Linked DNA regions of Homo sapiens: regions 1 and 3 are each linked to region 2. The links are chromatin contacts, found by Hi-C in ENCODE. All regions are on one chromosome and are shown on one strand. Each heading gives the region's core, a stretch centred on a gene start or an enhancer-like site at or near the end of the contact. The rest is flanking DNA. Distances are from core to core; before and after follow the strand shown.

Region 1 (2,979 bases), core at 383-2,882, 1.6 Mb after region 2:
TGTCTGCTTGGAGCCAAACATTGGCACACTCACTTGCTAATCCTGAAGCCCTGTAGGAAGGCATGGGATCCCCCAGGTTGTAGGTGAGTTACTGGAGCCCCTAGAGGTTAGAAAACCTGCTCAAGGTCACAGAGACGTCAAGAGGCAGAGTCAGGATTCAAACCCATGTCTGTCTGTTGGGATCCAATGTCTGTGTCCTTTCTTGGTGCATCCATATTCATGTGATGGGGACAGAAACCAGACGCAAGACCTGATGATCGCTGGAGGCCGGCCAGACCCACACAGCAGTGGTTGACTTACCCCATAAACTAAACCAGGGAGACAATAGCCTAGAAATCCCCATGAGATTTCGTTCATGGTGTGGGCGATCTGAGGCACAGTCGGCAGCCTTCACCGGTCAGACAAGATGCAGGGGACTTCCTCTGATTCACTAGTTCACCTCCTGGTGTCTATGGGACCCTGTGTGGAGACTTACAGGTCTTCAAGGATGCAAAATTTCCAGCCGGGAGAGCACCACATGGGCCTCTGTTCTCCCAAAGACACGGCCAATCAGGATAGCTGGAAAGGCCTCCAGGTGAGAGCCTGGTAGGAAGTCCGCCAGCTGGTGTAGACAAGCCCGACTGTCCAACATACAAACACTTAACCTCAACTCCCTTCGGCCCTAAGGAGAAGGATGGGCTGCCCAGTTCTTTCCTGCATCTGCTTCTCATGCTGCCTTTAATAGCACCTAACTCATTTCTTCAGCAAAAAAGACTGGTGAAGGGGAGGAACACAAACTGTCCCACTGGGACAACTCTGTCCCTTTTATTCAAATCCACAAATGGGCCAGGCACAGTGGCTCGTGCCTGTAATCCCAGTACTTTGGGAGGTCAAGGCAGGTGGATCACTTGAGGTCAGGAGTTCAAGATCAGCCTGGCCAACCCCGTCTCTACTAAAAATACAAAAATTAGTTGGGTGTGGTGGCGCGTGCCTGTCCTCTTAGCTACTTGGGAAGCTGAGGCAGGAGAATTGCTTGAACCCGGGAGGCAGAGGTTGCAGTGAGCCCAGATTGCACCACTGCACTCCAGCCTGGGTGACAGAGCAAGATTCCCTCTCAAAAAAAAAAAAAAAAAATCCACAAGTGGTTCAATATTTGCTTAGACACCGGCACCTTTGCAAAGCCTTCTTCAGCACTCGGATACCCCATACCTCCCTCTCTTCTCTGAACCCTAACACTTTCTAGTTGCACCATTATCTTTTTAAAATACTAGGTGCTTAGGTAACCTTTCAGGGAGAAAAATAAATCAATCACCAGATGAGCATCCAACTTTAAAGTCCTTCCATCCCTCCAGGTTCTTTTTTGACCTCTCTGGGAGGCTTTACATGTATTTCCACATCTTGGGAAATCGTGTGCACGTGTTGTTATGTGATCTCCTTCTAGAAACCTTTATTTCTGAGGCACATTTCCATGTATGGACATCAGCTCCATGCCTGTTTTCAACTGGCTCTGCAGTGGTCTGCCGTGCAAACGTCTTGGGGTTTTCTTAGTCATTACAGGATTGCTGGGCACTGGGGTTGCTTCCAGCTCGTTGCTATTATAAATAGTTGTGCTGCCTCCGGTTGCTTTTGCATTGAATCACCCACTGCTTAACTGTTTAACTGTTTCCTGGGGATAGTCCTAGCTCACTGAAGGTAGGGATGTGGTTTAACCTTTTGTATCCCCCTCACTGCCCACAGGAGTGCAGGGCTCTAAGAAGAGCTTTATAACAAACACGGTTGCCAGGCGTGGTGGCTCATGCCTGTAATCCCAGCACTTTGGGAAGCCAAGGTGGGCGGATCACCTAAGGCCGGGAGTTTGAGACCAGCCTGACCAACATGGAGAAACCCCATCTCTACTAAAATTACAAAATTAGCCGGGCGTGGGGGCACATGCCTGTAATCCTAGCTACTTGGAAGGCTGAGGCAGGAGAATCACTTGAACCCGGGAGGCGGAGGTTGCGGTGAGCTGAGATTGTACCCTTGCGCTCCAGCCTGGGCAACAAGAGAGAGACTCCGTCTCAAAACAAAAACAAACAAAAACAAAAAGACAAGACAAAACAAATAAAAAAACATGGTTAGCAATGGACTGCACTCTTGCCATGTGCCAGACGCCGGGGTAAGTGCCCTCCACATATCATCTCATTTAATCCGCATAGCCGCCCCACACAGTAGGTGCCACGGTGATTCTCATTTTATCAAGGAGGAAACTAGCGCTTAAGATGATCAGATGCTTTCCCCAAAGCCGTATAGTCAGCAGACGGTGGCTGGTGGAGCTGGCTGAGGCCACTGACTCCACACACCCCTGCTCAGCCTGTCTCATGGAATGTCGCTGGGACGGGCAGATGGCTCCTATAGCCCTTCCAGTGCACTCCTGGCTGGTCCTAGGCTGAGGCTGGGCAGTCTTTTAAATTTATGTATATATTTTAAAATTTATTATTTATTTATTTATTTATTTGAGATGGAGTCTCACTCTGTTGCCTAGGCTAGAGGGCAGTGGCGTGATCTCAGCTCACTGCAACCTCCGCCTCCTGGGTTCAAGCAATTCTCCTGCCTCAGCCTCCCAAGTAGCTGAGACTACAAGCACGCACCACCATGCCTGGTTAATTTTTGTATTTTTAGTAGAGACAGGGTTTCACTATGTCGGCCAGGCTGGTCTCGAACTCCGGACCTCATGATCTGTTTGCCTTGGCCTCCAAAAGTGCTGGGATTACAGGGTGAGCCACCGCACCCGGCTTTATTTATTATTTATTTATATGCAGGATCTCACTCTGTCACTCAGGAAAGAGTACAGCGGTGCAATCTCAGCTCCCTGCAGCCTTGACCTCCTGGGCTCAAGCGATCCTCCCTCCCACCTCAGCCTCCTGAGTAGCTGGGACTACCGGTGTGCACCACTACACTTGGCTAATTTTTAAGTAATTTGTCATAGAGATGGATCTTGCTATGTCGCCCAGGCTGGTCTTG
Region 2 (3,303 bases), core at 91-2,590:
AACCATTTAAGTTGCCTACATCGTGGCACTTTACCCCTAAATAGTTTCATGGATGTCGGCTGGGCACGGTGGCTCACACCTGTAATCCCAGCACTTTGGGAGGCCAAGGTGGGCAGATAACCTGAGGTCAGGAGTTCGAGACCAGCCTGGCCAAAATGGTGAAACTCTGTCTCTACTAAAAATACAAAAAAATTAGCCAGGTTTGGTGGTATGCGCCTGTAAACCCCAACTACTCGGGAGCTGAGGCAGGAGAGTCGCTTGAACCCAGGAGGTGGGGGTTGCAGTGAGCCGAGATTGCGCCACTGCACTTCCAGCCCAGGTGACAGAGCAAGACTCTGTCTCAAAGAAAAAAATATACATCTTTTCATAGATGTTTTCATCTTTTATGACGTAGACATTTTTGAAGAATACAGTTTTGACTTTTTTTAATAGAGTGACCCCATTTTAGGTTTGTCTGATGTTTTCTCATATTGAAGTTTTGCATTTCCAGCTGAAATGTCACATAAGGGATATCGTGTCCCCATGACATCACATCTGGAGGCACACAGATGCATCTGCACCTCACTGGTAATGGTAATTTTCACCATCTGGTGAAAGTATGGTCCAGTTTCTCCACAGTATAGTTACTATATTTCCCTTACAACAAATAAGCAATCTGTGGGGAATCTACATCCTTCTTGTTACTTTCTTATCTTCTGCCACTTCCAGTATGTGTGAGGCAGGTTGTTCAGGGGTCATGGAATCTCTATCAAGAATTTTTTTCCAGATTCTGACTTGCTCAGTTTTCAACTTTGTAAAGACTTCAGTTGAATCTTTATGGAGATAGGCATTTTTAAGTCACTTCTGCCTGTTTTTTATGTTACCATAGTATTACATAATCATTGTGGAAGACTTTCCAAAAGCGGGGTAGACATCCTAGTAGAATTATAAAGAAGGGAGAAGAGTTATAGATGGAGTTAGAGGCAGGGAACAGTACATATAGATGTTACTAGAAAGTTCTATTAGATGCTTATTCTAGGTGGATTAGGAAATTCAGGGGAGAAAGTGGTCAGGTGTTGAACTGGAGGAATTAGCTAGAGCTAGGTCATGAGGACCTGTTTCCCAAGGCAAGTTTGAATTTCACCAGGGAGGCAAATAAAGACCCAAAGATGAAGTGTGAGAGTTGACTTGGTCAAACTCTTAGAAAGACCAGTGGAGAGTAATGTAATACTAGAGGTTAGAAGGCCACTTGCTGCACGAACTGTGGCCGTGGGATGGAGAGTATTGAGTAATTTCTAGTCATAAAACCAATGAGAAATCTGTGCCTGATTTGGAAATGGGGAAATAAGAAGCAAAAGGGAGCTGGAAACATTGAGGCTTCTGACTTGGGTGACTGGATAGATGACAGTGAAACTTGCTGACGTAGGTCAGGAGGAGGAACAGATTTGGAGAGTCATGGAGCAGGGGTGTCGATGTTATGTGAGAGATGTCTGTGGAACATATAGTAAGGTCTTTATATACATGTCTAGAGTTCAGAATTCTGAGCTAGAAGTTAAGATTTAGAATAATCACCAGCATCCAAATGGTAGTTGAAGCCATGATACTGGATGAAATTGCAAGGGTGCGTATATACAAGGGCTAAGGACTAAGCAGTGGGACAGATTTAGTTTGTGTTATTGATTATATAAGCACTTTTAGACAGATTTAAATTAGTTCATTGCTGCTGCTGTAGGGCATTTTAGAAAAAAACAGACACATTTGTATCTGTATTTTACTGCTCTCGGGGCTGTTTTGGAGGCATAGAAATCATCAGCATAAAGATTACAACAAAAAATAACAGTTTGGGAGAGCCTTTTAAAATTTAATTTTGGGGAAATGATTCAATTAGATTGCGGCTTTTCTAAGCGTAGAAAGAGACTCTAATTTTATTCCCTTCCCGCTTACATTGTCACACATCACACTGGGCATGTAGGCTCTTAATATGTACAGCATAAACGACCTAAGCCTAAACGGATGCTAGGGGTACAAATAAGGACATGAGAGGACAGAATCAGAATGAAACTTCATGTCTGGGCCACCTGTTATTGTGCTACTCAGTCACTTGACTTTACATCCTGTTGATTTTATAAGGAAAGTAGTAAATTGGCAAATGTTTCACACTGAAGAGAAATAACAGAACTGGACTATTTTATCTGTAAAGGTCTTCCTTTTTGTATTCTAGAAATTGATTACTGAGCTTTAAGCAAGAGGATAGGTAGAGAGTAATAACCTTGTATCATTTATTTCTTGTGAAATATAATAGATATTAAATTGCTCTTTTCCTTGCCAGATACTATCTGTCCTTAAACTATTACCACAAGTATTTCAGATACAAAAGTAAAATGTGTTCATTTTAATTTTTTCTTTTCTTTTTTTGAGACAGAGTCTTGCTCTGTCACCCAGGCTGGAGTGCAGTGGCACGATCTTGGCTCACTACAACCTCCACCTCCCAGGCTCAAGCAAGTCTCCTTCCTCAGCCTCCCAAGTAGTTGGGATTACAGCCATGTGCCACCACACCCGGCTAATTTTTTTATTTTTAGTAGAGACAGGGTTTCCCTATGTTGGTCAGGCTGATCTCGAACTCCTGACCTCAAGTGATCCACCTGCCTCAGCATCCCAAAGTGCTGGGATTACAGGTTTAATTTTTTCTTTGCTTTTATGAAATGTTATCTTTGTTTCTTTATGAAATCTATTCCAAATGGTAATAGTTTGTGGACCTTAAATAACTGGTATAATTCATTGGCTCATTTATTTATTAAATAAGTATTTATTGGATACTTACATGCTTTAGGCGTGATTGTAGACCTGGGATAAAGCAAAGCAAAAAAATCTCACTCCTACCTTCAAGGATCTTATATTCTGGTGAGAAGAAACTGTCAAGTGGTCTATAAGGAAGTCACAAGTGCTAGGGAAAAATAAAACAGAGTTGGGGAACACAGTGTTCTGGGGTTCAGCAAGATTTTACAGTGAACATTTTCAAACATTCAGTAAAAGTTTTAACAATTTACAATGAGAATTTACCCATAATATACCACTAGCTAGATTCTTCCATGTTATTATTTATTTTATCACCCATGTATTCATCTCTCCATTCATCTTATTTTTTAAAGGCATTTAAAGTAAATTACACATGAGTGCATGTTTTCCTAAATACTTCAGTATGCATATCATTCATTAGAGTTCACTATTTGTTTACTGTTGCTTTCATTTGAGTCAAAATTGACATGCAGTGAGATTCACAAATAGTGGATATTGGCTAAATTTTGTCATATTCATATATTTACA
Region 3 (3,137 bases), core at 377-2,876, 1.6 Mb after region 2:
GAAGTGCAGTTGCACAATCATAGCTCCCTGCAGCCTCGAACTCCTGGGCTGCAGTGATCCTCCTGCCTCAGCCTTGCAAATAGCTGGAACTGCAGATGTGTGCCACCATGCCTAGCTAATTTTTTAATAGAGACCAGGTCTCGTTATGTTGCCCAGGCTGTCTTGCACTTCTGGCTTCAAGCAATCCTCCCACCTCAGCCTCCCAAAATGCTGGGACTACAGGTGTGGGCCACTGTACCTGGCCACATTCTAGCAAATTCTTGTCTTTGGGATGCCCTGGGAGTGGCACGCTGGGTGGAGATTTCGGCAATAGCAGGAGCTGTGGGCAAACCTCACTTGTCATCTACTCTGTGCCACCCAGTCACCTGCAAATGCTCACCAAGTTTCCTCCAATTAATTAATAGACGTAGGGAAGAGGTAGCTCCCTCCTCAATTCTCTATTATTTTATTTCATGTTACAACAAAGCTCTCCAGAGTACAGAGATTCTCCCATCACTAAAATGAACACACTTTCATAGATCTTGAAGTGCCTTTTTGTGCACTTATTTCTAGGCCACTGACCAAGACGGCAGATGGGGAGAGCACAGAAAGATAGGAGGTCTTGTGCGGGCTTGGGATTTCAGAATTTGTGCTGTCCCCAAGAACACAGGTAATTTAGAAAAAGGTAGAGCTGAGGGCTGGGTGTGGTAGCTTATGCCTGTAATCCCAGCAGTTTGGGAGGCCGAGGCAGGTGAATCACCTGAGGTCAGGAGTTCAAGACCAGCCTGGCCAACATAGTGAAACCCCGTCTCTACTAAAAATACAAAAATTAGCCAGATGTGGTGGCGGGCACCTGTAATCCCAGCTACTCGGGTGGCTAAGGCAGGAGAATCACTTAAACCCAGGAGGTAGAGGTTGCAGTGAGCCAAGATAGCACCATTGCATTCCAGCCTGGGCGACAAGAATGAGACTCTGTCTCAAAAAAATAAGTTAATTAATTAAAAATTTAAAAAAAGAAAGAAAAAGAAATAAAACAAAAGGTAGAGAAGATATGCGTGCTGCGGAGGGAGTAGCCCTGGAATAATATGCACGATCTTTCATCCCTCCAGACCCATCTTCGGTTGTGAATCTGGCCTGGGATGCAGCCACCTCTTAGAGCAACCCCCGCTGCTGCTTGTGCCCTGCTGTGCTACTGCCTCAGTCACTTCCTGCTTGGTCAAGACCACAGCTGCTGATGTCACAGCTGAGGCACATCAAAAAGGCTGCCTGATTCAAAGAAAGCTGCCGGATAAATCATAGAGCACAGACACTTCTACCTCATGCTCTTATGGGACTTTAGGAACCAAACATAAGCACCTATGGAAAATGCACGGTGGTCTTGAAAGGCTGTGTGGTCTTTATCAGAAAATATCTGAATGACTGTCTCTTATGTCAGTCCTACTCTGCAGGCTTGCTAAGATGATAATTGAAAGGGCTTTTGGTTTCTGCTTTAGAATCTGTCACTTATGTTTTGAAGCGTTGTGAGCAAGCGATGCAGCAGATTGCAGGGTGAGGGGGATGAACCTGGGCCAGAAGCCAGATGTGTTTCTCCACGCACTGCCCTGACCTACAGCCGGAACTGGGCTCAGTGGTTTCAGCCTCATTTGCTAAGAAGGGCTGGGTGCGTAATCTTGGCTGCACCTTAAAATCCCTGGGAGCTTTTAAGACATATTGACACATAAACTGTAACTCACATGAAACGAAAACACATCTCTGGGGCTGGGCTGAGCAAATGCCTTTTTTTTAAAGGCCCCTCAGGTGATTCTGTCTCAGAGATGTTGAAAACCAGTGGGTTAGGAGCTCAGTCATCTACTTTCAGATCTGTGATTATGCCACTATTAAATACAGTTGGCTATCACATAGATTTTTATGCTTTAGCTTGTTTTTTTTTCTCTGCTATACCAAATAAAATCTTTTGAGCTGTTGTAGTTCCAGTCCTTAAAACAACAGTTGTTACCATACTGAGGTTAAACATTAGTGCATTTGCTTAACAAGGACATTAAAACTTCTTACCACACTGACATAATTTTAATGATTTCTATAATAATTAATAAGAAAATCAATAATTGGATTTTAAAGCAGGAAACTAGGCAGGAAAGTTGAAATTCATATACCAGTTCAATGGAAAACATTAAAATGTAGTTGTGTGATGCCCAATATTCTATGCTGTTTGTTGGTTCATTGGTTTCTCATCTATTGTAACAGCACCCATAGTTAAAAAGCACTACTTTTTTTGGTCTGATAGTTAAAAAGACAACAACAATCCTTTGCATGTAAGAATTTTTTTCTCATAATCACAATTTTAGAGTTTGCACATATTCTATTCAATTTCAAAAATAACTTTAAAGAGTCTAGTACCTGCAGGGAATATTACAATTGCAATCATTGTTTTAATACCATCTCCTCTCCCTCTTCCCTTCCCAAAAGGTATAAAGACATAAACATCATCTGCTGCCAAATAAATCCTGGAATTCGAGGGCGATGCTGGGAAGGTATGAAATTAGAGGGAGGCATGTTGCTTTTGCACTTTCAGATCAATGGCTGAATTCCAGACCCGGGGAAGCCTTTCAGATCCGCATGTAATTTGTTTAAACAATTGCTGTTCATCTGCCACAGCAGCACTTGGAATGCCGCAGGGAGGAACTTGCAGCATTTCTTGCTCACTTCAAGAAATCAACTATAACAAACCTCTTCTGGAAGACGACAGCATCCATATTTCTATAATAGTTAGATAAAAGTTAAAGAACTGTTCCTTTTGTGAATATTCACAGTCCACTGCATATAATCGTTTATGAAAACTGAACCCTATAAAGAGCGAGAGTAGAGGACTGTGGTGAGAACAGAGGGATCGAAGGGAATCAGCTCGCTCAGGGAGCCGTCCCAAGGTGGGGGCAGTAGTACCTGCGGATAAGCGGATTGCATTCTCCAGGATCCAGGGGATTAATGTCACAGTTCTCATAGTCAAAGGTTCCATTCCATAAGTGCTTTGCCAGCTGAAATTCTATTTTTCGTTGTGCTAACGTGACTTCTTTCCCATGCCATACGTAAACTTCACTACCAAAATCAAACACCAGTACCTGGGAGAAATGGCACAAAAGAATTTGTTAACTTCAAGAACA

What was found. A loop is a pair of places that touch in the nucleus more often than their neighbours do. Pooled maps may share reads with other maps.
Region 1: a loop to region 2 is called in a pooled map, with 5 times the contacts of the local background. The contact joins two enhancer-like sites. A Hi-C loop is called at or near these places in 2 of 37 single-sample maps with no recorded cell type and 2 of 50 pooled maps.
Region 3: a loop to region 2 is called in a pooled map, with 9 times the contacts of the local background. The contact joins two enhancer-like sites. A Hi-C loop is called at or near these places in 2 of 37 single-sample maps with no recorded cell type and 3 of 50 pooled maps.

What each region holds. Positions count from the first base shown.
Region 1 is chr10:30,735,589-30,738,567 of GRCh38, reverse strand. No RefSeq gene overlaps it. Among named protein-coding and RNA genes, the nearest start is that of LINC02644, 14 kb to the right of the region's middle. RefSeq lists enhancers at 20-89, 150-239, 1,394-1,443. Within about 2 kb of position 1,632, at least 3 of the 41 ENCODE cell types and tissues checked have a DNase peak (open chromatin) inside an H3K27ac peak, as active enhancers do.
Region 2 is chr10:32,316,733-32,320,035 of GRCh38, reverse strand. All of the region lies in intron 1 of EPC1 (enhancer of polycomb 1), which reads left to right. Among named protein-coding and RNA genes, the nearest start is that of EPC1, 29 kb to the left of the region's middle. RefSeq lists an enhancer at 2,158-2,217. Within about 2 kb of position 1,340, at least 9 of the 41 ENCODE cell types and tissues checked have a DNase peak (open chromatin) inside an H3K27ac peak, as active enhancers do.
Region 3 is chr10:30,700,045-30,703,181 of GRCh38, reverse strand. It overlaps the pseudogene SVIL2P. Among named protein-coding and RNA genes, the nearest start is that of LINC02644, 22 kb to the left of the region's middle. RefSeq lists enhancers at 1,053-1,102, 1,123-1,262. Within about 2 kb of position 1,626, at least 12 of the 41 ENCODE cell types and tissues checked have a DNase peak (open chromatin) inside an H3K27ac peak, as active enhancers do.